Regions from separate parts of the Homo sapiens genome. Here region 2 is linked to region 1. A link is an interaction called in ENCODE POLR2A ChIA-PET data of the cell type or tissue named here. Cell type or tissue: Caco-2. All regions are shown on one strand.

Region 1 (5,000 bases):
AAAAGAACTGGGGAAAAGAAACTGTTTCAATTCATGGAGTCACATAGGTACTAGGTTTTTCAACATTTATAAAATAGTAATTTTCAAAATTTTCAAAAACCCTAAGAACAGAGATGTTGCAAATCTTATCCAAAGGAAATCTTTAGTAAGCATATAAAATAATTAAGCTTGGCCGGGCGCGATGGCTCAATGCCTATAGTCCCTGCACTTTGGGAGGCCGAGGCGAGTGGATCACCTGTAGTCGGGAGTTCGAGACCAGCCTGGCCACCATGGAGAAACCCCGTATCTACTAAAAATACAAAAATTAGCTGGGCATGATGGCGCATGCCTGTAATCCCAGCAACTCAGGAGGCTGAGGTAGGAGAATCGCTTGAACCTAGGAGGCGGAGGTTGCAGTGAGCCGAGATGGCACCATTGCACTCCATGCTGGGCAACAAGAGCGAAACTCCGTCATAAACAAAGAAACAATTAAGCTCTTCTTCTCATTTTTTCAACACATAATCAGCTCATTAGGAGCTAGAAGTTTTTCTTGAAAATACAGTAAACCAAAGAAGCTACCCTCATGAATCTTACATCCTAGTGGAGGAGACAATTTAGAAACAAAAAAATAAATAATATAGTTAGCCAGGCACAGTGGCTCACACCTGTAATCCTACACTTTGGGAGGCCAAGGCGGACAGATCGCTTGAGCTCAGGAGTTCGAGACCAGCCTGGGCAACATGTTGAAACCCCGTCTCTATAAAAAACACAAAAATTGGCCTGGTGTGGTGGTGCGTGCCTGTAGTCCCAGCTACTCAGGAGGCTGAGATGGAAGGATTGCTTGAGCCTGGGTGATGGAACCAGACCATTTCTAAATAAATAAGTTATTTATTAACCTATTATGGTGGCATGTGTCTGTAGTCCTAGCTACTCAGGAGGCTAAAGTGGAAGGATCACCTGAGCCTGGGAGATAGAGGCTGCAGTGAGCTATGATCACACCACTGCACCCCATCCTGGGTGACAGAGTGAGAACCTGTCAAAAAAAAAAAAAAAAAGTGCAGCAGTTGTTCAATAAGCATCTGTCTTTTTCTACCCCTCTCCTCTCATGTATGTCTCCCTGCAGTCCTCAAATCCATTTCTCCTTCCTCTTTCCCTTTTCCTTCTATTATTTCATACTTTTTCTCTCTCTCTTTCCCACAGGGACTCTGTCGCCCAGGCTGGGGTGCAGTGGTCCTGTCACAGCTTACTGTAACCTCGAACTCCTGGTCTCAGGCAATCTTGCCTCAGCCTCCCAAGTAAGCTGGGACTATAGGCGCATGCCACCATGCCCAGCTAATTTTTCAAATTTTTTGTAGAGACAGGGGCCTTGTTATGTTGCCCAGGCTGGTCTCAAACTCCTGGGCTCAATCGATCCTCCCACATTGGCCTCCCAAGGTGCTGAGATTACAGATGTGAGCCACTGTGCCTGGCCTCGTTTCATAAATATTTAATGACTTCTTGCTACATGCCAAGCAAGACATTTCAAAACACTGGGGATATGATAGTGAACAGATCAGACCCAGTCCTTGCACTCACTTAGTTTATATTCTTCCAGTGGAGGAGAAAAAGAAGTAAACACAAAATAACTGCAAACTGTACCAAGTACTTTGAAACAGGAGTAGGGTGACTATAGTTTACTATACATTTACATTTCTAAATAGCAAAAAGAGAATAATCAAAAGAGAATAATTCAAATGTTCCTAGAATAAAGAAAAGACAAATATTTAAGGTGATGGATATCCCAAGTATACTGATTTGATTTTCACAAATTACATGAATGTATTAAATTAGTACTTGTACCCTGAGACTATGTACATCAGTTATGCATCAATAAAAAATAATTTTAAATTTAAAAAAAAGGAACCTACTTTAGGAAGGACAGTCAAGGAATGACCTCTAAGACCTTATTAAAGGAAGAAAAGGAGCTAGCCATTCAAAGAGGAAACTGCAAAGATCCTGAGGGAGAAAGGAGTATGTTAAAAGAAAGTCAAATAAGACCAGAGTCTCTATAATACAGTAGGTGTGGGGAGAGTGACATGAAATGAAATTGGAGAACTAGGCAGGCCAAATGATGATGCAGGCAGGCCAAAGTAGGGAATTTGGAAATCCATAGAAATGATAACATGGAAGTGAAATTGTTTGATTTGTGATTATTCTTACAACAGTGTGCTGAACGAATGACGATGGAGAGAGGAGCAAGAGGAGTGGGCACTAGTTAGGAGGCTGTTGGAATAATCCAGATAGGAGGTGATGGTGGCCTGGACTACAGAGGCAGTCTGCCAGTAGATAGAGAGTGGGAATAGATTCAAAATAGAAATAGAATCCACAAGCCTTGCTGTGGGGGTGAGGGAGATACAAAGAGGAAAGGGCAAGGATTATCCAGGCATTTGGCCTGAATAACTGGGTGATGGAGAGGCCATTACGAGGACAAGGAGGAATGTAGTGGGAATAGAGGGGATCCAAGTTCTGTTTAAGGCACAGTAAGTATACTATTTTATAAAACAAGAAAGCCATGGATATGAGAGTCTGGAGCTCAGTGGAGAGGGCCAGCTAGAGATAAAATGGAGAAATCATCAGCATAGTGAAAGCATTTAAATCCCTGGGCAGGGACTGTAACAGAATTATAGAGAAACAAGAGAGTCCAGCACAATGCCCTTTAGACCTCCATTACTCAGAGTCAGGGACAGAAGGGAAAGCAGCAGCCAGTGATGCAAGAGGAAAACCAGCATGGTGTCATAGGAGCCGGGAGCAAGATTCCAGGAGGGAGGGGCAAACTGTCAAATGCTGCCACAAGGTCAAGTATCCACTAGATGTGCACATGGAGAGTACAGATGACCTGACCTTGACAAAAGCAGTTTTCAGTGGAGGGTGGAAGTCAGATTATAGTGAATTGAAGAGTGAATAGAAGAGGGAAATAGACACAGCGTGGCTCTTTTGAGACATTAGTCTTAGTGGAACAGTAAAATGAGGTGGTCTCTGGAGAGGAATGTGGTGGTATCAAGGAAGAGTTGTGGGATTTTTTTGGTGGGGGGGATAAAGATGACATCTTTATTTTCACTAATCTCTTAAAGAAATGTAGCATTTCTGGGCAGGCGTGGTAGCTCACACCTGTAATCCCAGCACTTTGGGACGCCGAGGCAGGTGGATCACCTGAGGTCAGGAGTTCGAGACCAGCCTGGCCAACATAGTGAAACCCCGTCTCTACTAAAAATACAAAAATTAGCCGGGCATTGTGGTGTGCGCCTGTAAACTCAGCTACTCGGGAGTCTGAGGCAGGAGAATTCGCTTGAACCCAGGAGACAAAGGTTGCAGTGAGCAGAGATCATGCCACTGCACTCCAGCCTGGGCAACAGAGCAAGACTCCATCTCAAAAAAAAAAAGAAAAAAAAAGAAAGAAAGAAATGTAGCATTTCCTTCTGGATGTGGGCATATGAGAGTCCTATAACTTTTAAAAAATATTTTATTTTCCAATTTTTTATTATGTTAAAATACACATAAAATTTACCATCCTAACCATATTTAAGTGTTCAGTTTAGTAGTATTAAATACAGTCATAATGTTGTGCAACCATCATCACCTTTCATCTCCATAACTCTTTTCATCTTGCAAAACTGAAACTCTACCCATTAAAGAGTAACTCCTCACTCCCCCCTGCTTCCAACCCCTGGCAACCACCATTCTACTTTCTGTCTCTATAATTTTGAATACTCTAGGTACCTCTAGGTACTATGATTCTAAGTGGAATCATATAGTATTTGTCTTTTTGTGACTGACATATCACTTGGCATAATGTTCTCAAGGATCATCCATCTTGCAGCATGTCAGGATTTTCAAAAAGGCTGGGTTTCATTTTAAGATGAACAAATCAGAACAGGTATGCCTGATGATGGTAAGGAACCTGGAAAAAGGAGATGGAAGGAGAAAAATCTTGTGGCCTGTGACAGGACGAGGAGACTCAAGCGAAGAAAGAGGATCAGATGGGTGTAATTCTCGTGTAGTGGGTCTGTAGGTCTTGGATGGAAGTTGAGGAAGTTTGGGTTTAATGGCTTCTATTTCTCAACAAAGTATAAGGCAAAGTAATCAGCAGAGAGTGAGGGTGAAAGGAAGGGTGTGGAGAGTCTAAATTGAAAAGAGAGCCTACTAGAGGAATCATATTAATATATGAACAGGGAATGGAACCTCATCTCCAGCAAGCAGACTCTGTGCAGTCCTCGTTGCACAGAATGCCACCTCACACTTCTATGCCTTTGCCACTGCTGCTCCCTGGGTCCAGAATACCTCCATCTTAGCAAACTCCATTTCTCCCTTCGAGACCCAGCCCTTTCAGGAAACTACTTTTCTGTGAAACCCTACTAAATGTCAACGGCTTAAGAGCAGATACCATACCTTTTCTTTAAAAAAAATCTCTGTATTGCCAGTTCCCAGCAAATCATAAGCATTTAGTGAATAGTGACTGAATGGAACTGAAGTTACCCTGAATTCTCCCTTGCCTAACTCCTAATTCCTTCCTGTTCCATTCAGAGCAGAATTATCTATGGTACAGTATATCGTCTTGGTCAAAAGTCTGAATATGTGACCTAAAATCAAGTAGCCACAGCTAGTTCTCCACAAGCCAATTTCATTTCATTGGTCCAATTTTTCAGTTACTTTTAATCATCATTGTGCCCTTTTCCAAACTTGCCACATCTTGCATGTTCCCAAAGGTCACAGGTGTGTCTTTTATCTTGCTTGTTTTGAAAAGCTCATGAAGTTAGTGATGAACCAACTTTTCATCCAGATTAAAAGTTAATATGTAAAGTTTTATCAATGTTTTCTGAAAACCCCTCATTCCTTAAAATTTATATATGTGCCCTGCTCTAAGAAAACTGAATATATCAACTTAAACTCAGAGAGTATTCACATTCACAAAAGGATGTTCCTCATGATTTCTTTACATAAAAAGTTCTTTTATCAGAAACTAAATTCCAATTGGTTTTATTTTT
Region 2 (5,000 bases), 81 kb after region 1:
GTAGAGAGGGGATTTCGCCATGTTGGCCAGGCTGGTCTCAAACCCCTGACCTCAAGTGATCCACCTCCCTTGGCCTCCCAAGGTGCTGGAATTACAGGTGTGAGCCACCAAGCCTGGCTTTTTTTTTTTTTTTAAACATATAAATGTATTTGAAATTTTTTTAATTCACAAAGATACTAATTATAATAATCAATTATTATAATTTATGAAGTAATTGGTTACAGAATTGGGTTAGTCAAAAAATGAGTTATCTTTTCCTGCTTAACGTATGGACAAAAAACAAATGTCTTATAATAATGTTTATGAGACTATGTTGAGAAGAACATTCTCATATGTTGCCAATGAGACTCTACGGGTGTAAACGCTGAAAATTAATTTGGCAAGAATCTTGGTTTCACACAGTGGCTTACTGTACTTTAGGAGGCTGAAGTGGGAGGATCACTTGAGCCCAGGAGTTTTGAGACCAGCCTGGGACCCCATCTCTACAAAAAATAAAAATTAGCCAGGTGTGGTAGCATACACCTGTGGTCCCAGGTACTTGGGAAGCTGAAGAGAGAGGATCACTTGAATCCTGGAGGTCAAGGCTACAGTGAGCCATGATCTCACCACTGCACTCTAGCCTGGGCAACAGAGCCAGACCCTGTTTCAAACAAACAAAAAAAAGAGGCCAGGCATAGTGGCTCATGCCTGTAATCCTAGCACTTTGGGAGACCAAGGCAGGAGCATTCCTTGAGCCCAGGACCTCAAGACCAACCTGGGCAATATGGCAAAACCCTGTCTCTACCAAAAATACAAAAATTAGGGGGGCGTGGTGGTGTGCGTCTGTGGTCCCAGCTACTTGGGAGGCTGAGGTAGGAGGATTGCTTGAGCCCAGGAGGTCAAGGCTGCAGTGAGCCATGATCACACTACTGCATTCCAGCCTAGGCAACAGAGGGAGACCATGTCTCAATTAAAAAAAAAAAACAAAAAAACTTAAAAATGATCATATTCACTATTCCTGCAATTCCACTTCTAGGCTCTTTCCTCAAAAATAAACAGAGATTAGAACAAACATCTATTTAGCAAAATGTTCATTACAATTTTTCTAAAATATCAAAAACTTGGGAACCTAAATGTCCAACAAAAATAATGGCATATATATATATATATTATGCACAACTTAAACATTCTTTTCCAAACAATTTTTTTTTTGAGACACAGCCTCACTCTGTTGCCTAGGCTAGAGTCCAGTGGTGCTAACTCAGCTCACTGCAAGCTCCACCTCCTGGGTTCCCACCATTCTCCTGCCTCAGCCTCCTGAGTAGCTGGGACTACAGGCGCCCACCACCAATCTGGCTAACTTTTTGTATTTTTAGTAGAGATGGAGTTTTCACCGTGTTAGCCAGGATGGTCTCGAACCCTTGACCTCAGGTGATCTGCCTGCCTTAGCCTCCCAAAGTGCTGGGATTACAGGCATGAGTCACCACACCTGGCCCTTTTCCAAACAATTTTAAGTAGAAGGAGAAATGCTCATGAAAAAATAAATTTCAGAAATTAGGATACAAGCTGTGCACAGTGGCGAGTACCTGTAGTCCCAGCTACTCAGGAGGACTGCTTGAGCCCAGGAGTTTGAGGTGGAGTGTACTATGACTGGACCTGTGAATAGCCACTGCACTCCAGCCTGGGCAGCATAGTGAGATGTTGTCCTTAAAAATATCTAAATAAATAAATAAATAGGATACAAAACTACAAATGTGATCCCATATAGCCATAGGGGAAAAATGCTAAAATAGAATAACACCAAGATACTAATAGTGACTAGGTCTGGGTCAAAATTTTGTTTTCATTAGTATATAATTATTCGTTACAATAAAACACATGCATTGCTCTTATAATCAGTGGGAAAGAATGAGTTACAAAAAGGTATGTTTAGCTGGTACTCTGTACCTCCTTTAAATGCTAACAGCAGGCCAGACACGGTGGCTCACGCCTGTAATCCTAGCACTTTGGGAGGCCGAGGCGGGTGGATCACCCGAGGTCAGGAGTTCAAGACCAGCCTGGACAACAGGGTGAAACCCCATCTTTACTAAAAATACAAAAGTTAGCTTCAGGTGCTCCGCCCACCTCGGCCTCTCAACGTGTTGGGATTACAGGCGTGAGTCACCATGCCCGGCCAGATTTCTTATTACTAGTCAATCCCCAGAGTTAATTTCAAACATCATTAACTTTACCTCAGTATTACCATTTTATAATCAAAATATTATACACACACTAAAGTAATTTCAAATTTTTTAATGAAATAAAAGAAATTGGTCAAAAAATATAGAGAAAGCTGATCAAAGCATCTCCCACTTCAAAGACAGGCAGAAACTATTTGGAGGCATCAATTGAGAGGAGAACATTTAACAACGCAGAAGATAAACATTAAATGAATAATGTCTGCCCTGAGAACCACTGCAATTAATCAAATCTCTTGAACCTTCCTTTTGGAGAACAGACATGCTCTGATTCCTTGTATAACATTTAAGTATTGAGTTGAATAATCAGAGTTGATGTTGAAGGAATAGTTAGAAAGAGAAAAAAGAAAACAAAAAAAAAGTTGAAGCAAAATCTAAATATATATGCACTGGATTTCCCCATAATATTACTTATGGTAATAAGCAGGAACATCTAAGGAATAAACACAGTAACTCCTTTTGGGTTGCCTGGCAACAACGTAGCAGGAATTGAGTTGGGGAGGCTCCCTAGGAAAAGGACTGTGCCTAACAACTTATGGGATGAAAGAGAAGGTCTCCAGGTGTTGACAGCAGGTATTTCCCAGAATTCCCCTAAACAACCGGCACCTAAGCTTAGAGTACTTGCCCCCAAACCAAAACATTTATTTAGGTGTTCCAGCACTGCTGCCCCTCTCTATCACCAGCACCACCTCTAGCTGGCAGAGTTCCACCCAAAGAAGGAGGGTAAGTAAGGAGGTCTCTATACCATGGCTAGTACAAAGCTGACTGCCCGAAATGAACCACTGGTAAAGCATCCAGGAAGCAACTGGCTATAAAAGCTGCTCGCAAGAGTGTGCCCTCTACTGCAGGGGTGAAGAAACCTCATCATTACAGGCCTGGTACTGTGGCACTCGGTGAAATCAGACGTTATCAGAAGTCCACTAAACTGATTCGCAAACCTCCCTTCCAGCGTCTGGTGCAACAAATTGCTCAGGACTTAAAAACAGATTGGCACTTCCAAAGTGCAGCTATTGGTGCTTTGCAAGAAGTAAGTGAGGCCTATCTCGTTGGCCTTTTTGAAGACACCAACCTGTGCACTATCCATGCCAAATGAGTAACAACAGACATCAAGCTAGCATACTACATATGCAGAGAATGTGCTTAAGAACCCACTATGGGCGGGGTGCGGTGGCTCACGCCTGTAATCCCAGCACTTTGGGAGGCCGAGGTGGGCAGATCACGAGGTCAGGAGTTTGAGACCAGCCTGGCCAACATGGTGAAACCCCATCTCTACTAAAAATACAAAAAATTAGCTGGGCAAGGTGGGGGGTGCCTGTAGTCCCAGCTACTCAGGAGGCTGAGGCAGGAGAATAGCGTGAACCCGGGAGGCGGAGCTTGCAGTGAGCCGAGATTGCACCACTGCACTCCAGCCTGGGCGACAGAGCAAGACTCCGTCTCAAAAAAAAAAAAAAGAACCCACCATGTTGGGAACCATTTCATTCTCAAAAACAAAAATATTCTGTTCTTGTTATTGGTAGTTCTGAACATTAGATTTTTTTTCCATGGAGTCAAAGGGCACCTAAGCATATGATTGCAAGTGGAAAAATAGAGTACAGAAATCAAGTATTGGTAGTTTTTCCATTTTCATGCGTGTGTGAATTTTTAGTATAACTGCAGGGATAAAAAGAAGCCCGTTAGGCTGGGCGCAGTGGCTCACACCTGTAATCCCAGCACTCTGGGAGGCCGAGGTCGGTGGATCACCTGAGGTCAGGAGTTCGAGGCCAGCCTAGCTAACATGGTGAAACCCCGTTTCTACTAAAAATACAAAAAAATTAGCCTGGCGTGGAGGTGTGTGCCTGTAATCCCAGCTACTCGGGAGGCTGAGGCAGGAGAATCACTTGAACCTGGGAGTCCGAGGTTGCAGTGAACTGAGATCATGCCATTTGCACTCTACCTTGGGCAACAAGAGTGAAACTCCATCTCAAAAAAAAAAAAAAAAAAAAACCTGTTAAATTTTTCTGGCAATGCCAGCATTTGGATTTTTTAAAAATAATTAAATTTCTTATTGATGGCAAAAAAAAAATTCTTTATATATATCATGTAAAGAAGCTTTCATACTTGTCCCCTTTTTTTAAAAAAAGAGAGGTGGGGGAGAAGAAGAACAATGGATGGGGATCTCTCTGCTACAACTCAGACCCACAGTGCAGCCAGATGCAGCCTGGTCGTGGCACGTCTCTAAAGAATGCTGAATGCTTAGAGAACCAGGACCCATACACCTGTAGATCCTTCTCCCTGTTAGTTCCACTCACACCAATATTCACCCGTCTTTTGCTCAAAAGTACTAATACTCATTATAATAAACAGTAACAAACTGCATCACCTCCTTTAGTCATGCAGTAATCTAGTGACAGAAAAAGAATTCTCTATGTTGGCTCAGTGAAGTAAAGAAAACCACCATACAGGTATTTAATACATTTGGAATGTGATTATCCCTTTTCCAGGAAAGGAAGACACTAATTTTGTTAGAACTCCTGAAGTTAACACACACTAGAATGATGTTATCCCTTTTAATGACCCTACCTCTCTCTCCCACAGATCCCTTAACCATCTCAACACATATTTGGATAGCACATAAAATTGTAAGCCACTCTCTGCTCTGGCTATGTAGCTGCTAAGAATGCCCAAGCTCTTTTCCTTTGTAGTGAGTCACTAGACATTTCTCTGTACGGGTTCTTCTCCCTTGACTGGGCTTCCTTTTGTGCTTGCAAGGCTGCCCCATCCATGAAATCAAGACAGACCACATAA

Evidence for each region. ChIA-PET counts read pairs that join two places held together with the same protein. Peaks named below come from ENCODE experiments on the same cell type or tissue, not always from the same donor. Only the 100,000 strongest peaks of a DNase experiment are listed, where the experiment ranks them.
Region 2: POLR2A ChIA-PET joins it to region 1 with 6 read pairs; 3 of 35 experiments call an interaction of 5 or more read pairs at or near these places.

The regions. Positions count from the first base shown.
Region 1 is chr1:53,022,976-53,027,975 of GRCh38, reverse strand. SCP2 (sterol carrier protein 2) reads right to left here. Exons shown (of 16, transcript NM_002979.5): 13 at 1-7. Among named protein-coding and RNA genes, the nearest start is that of PODN, 37 kb to the left of the region's middle. In Caco-2, no CTCF peak of the experiment used is centred here; a DNase peak (open chromatin) is centred at 2,755.
Region 2 is chr1:52,941,894-52,946,893 of GRCh38, reverse strand. All of the region lies in intron 2 of SCP2 (sterol carrier protein 2), which reads right to left. It also overlaps the pseudogene H3P2. Among named protein-coding and RNA genes, the nearest start is that of SCP2, 17 kb to the right of the region's middle. In Caco-2, no CTCF peak of the experiment used is centred here; no DNase peak of the experiment used is centred here.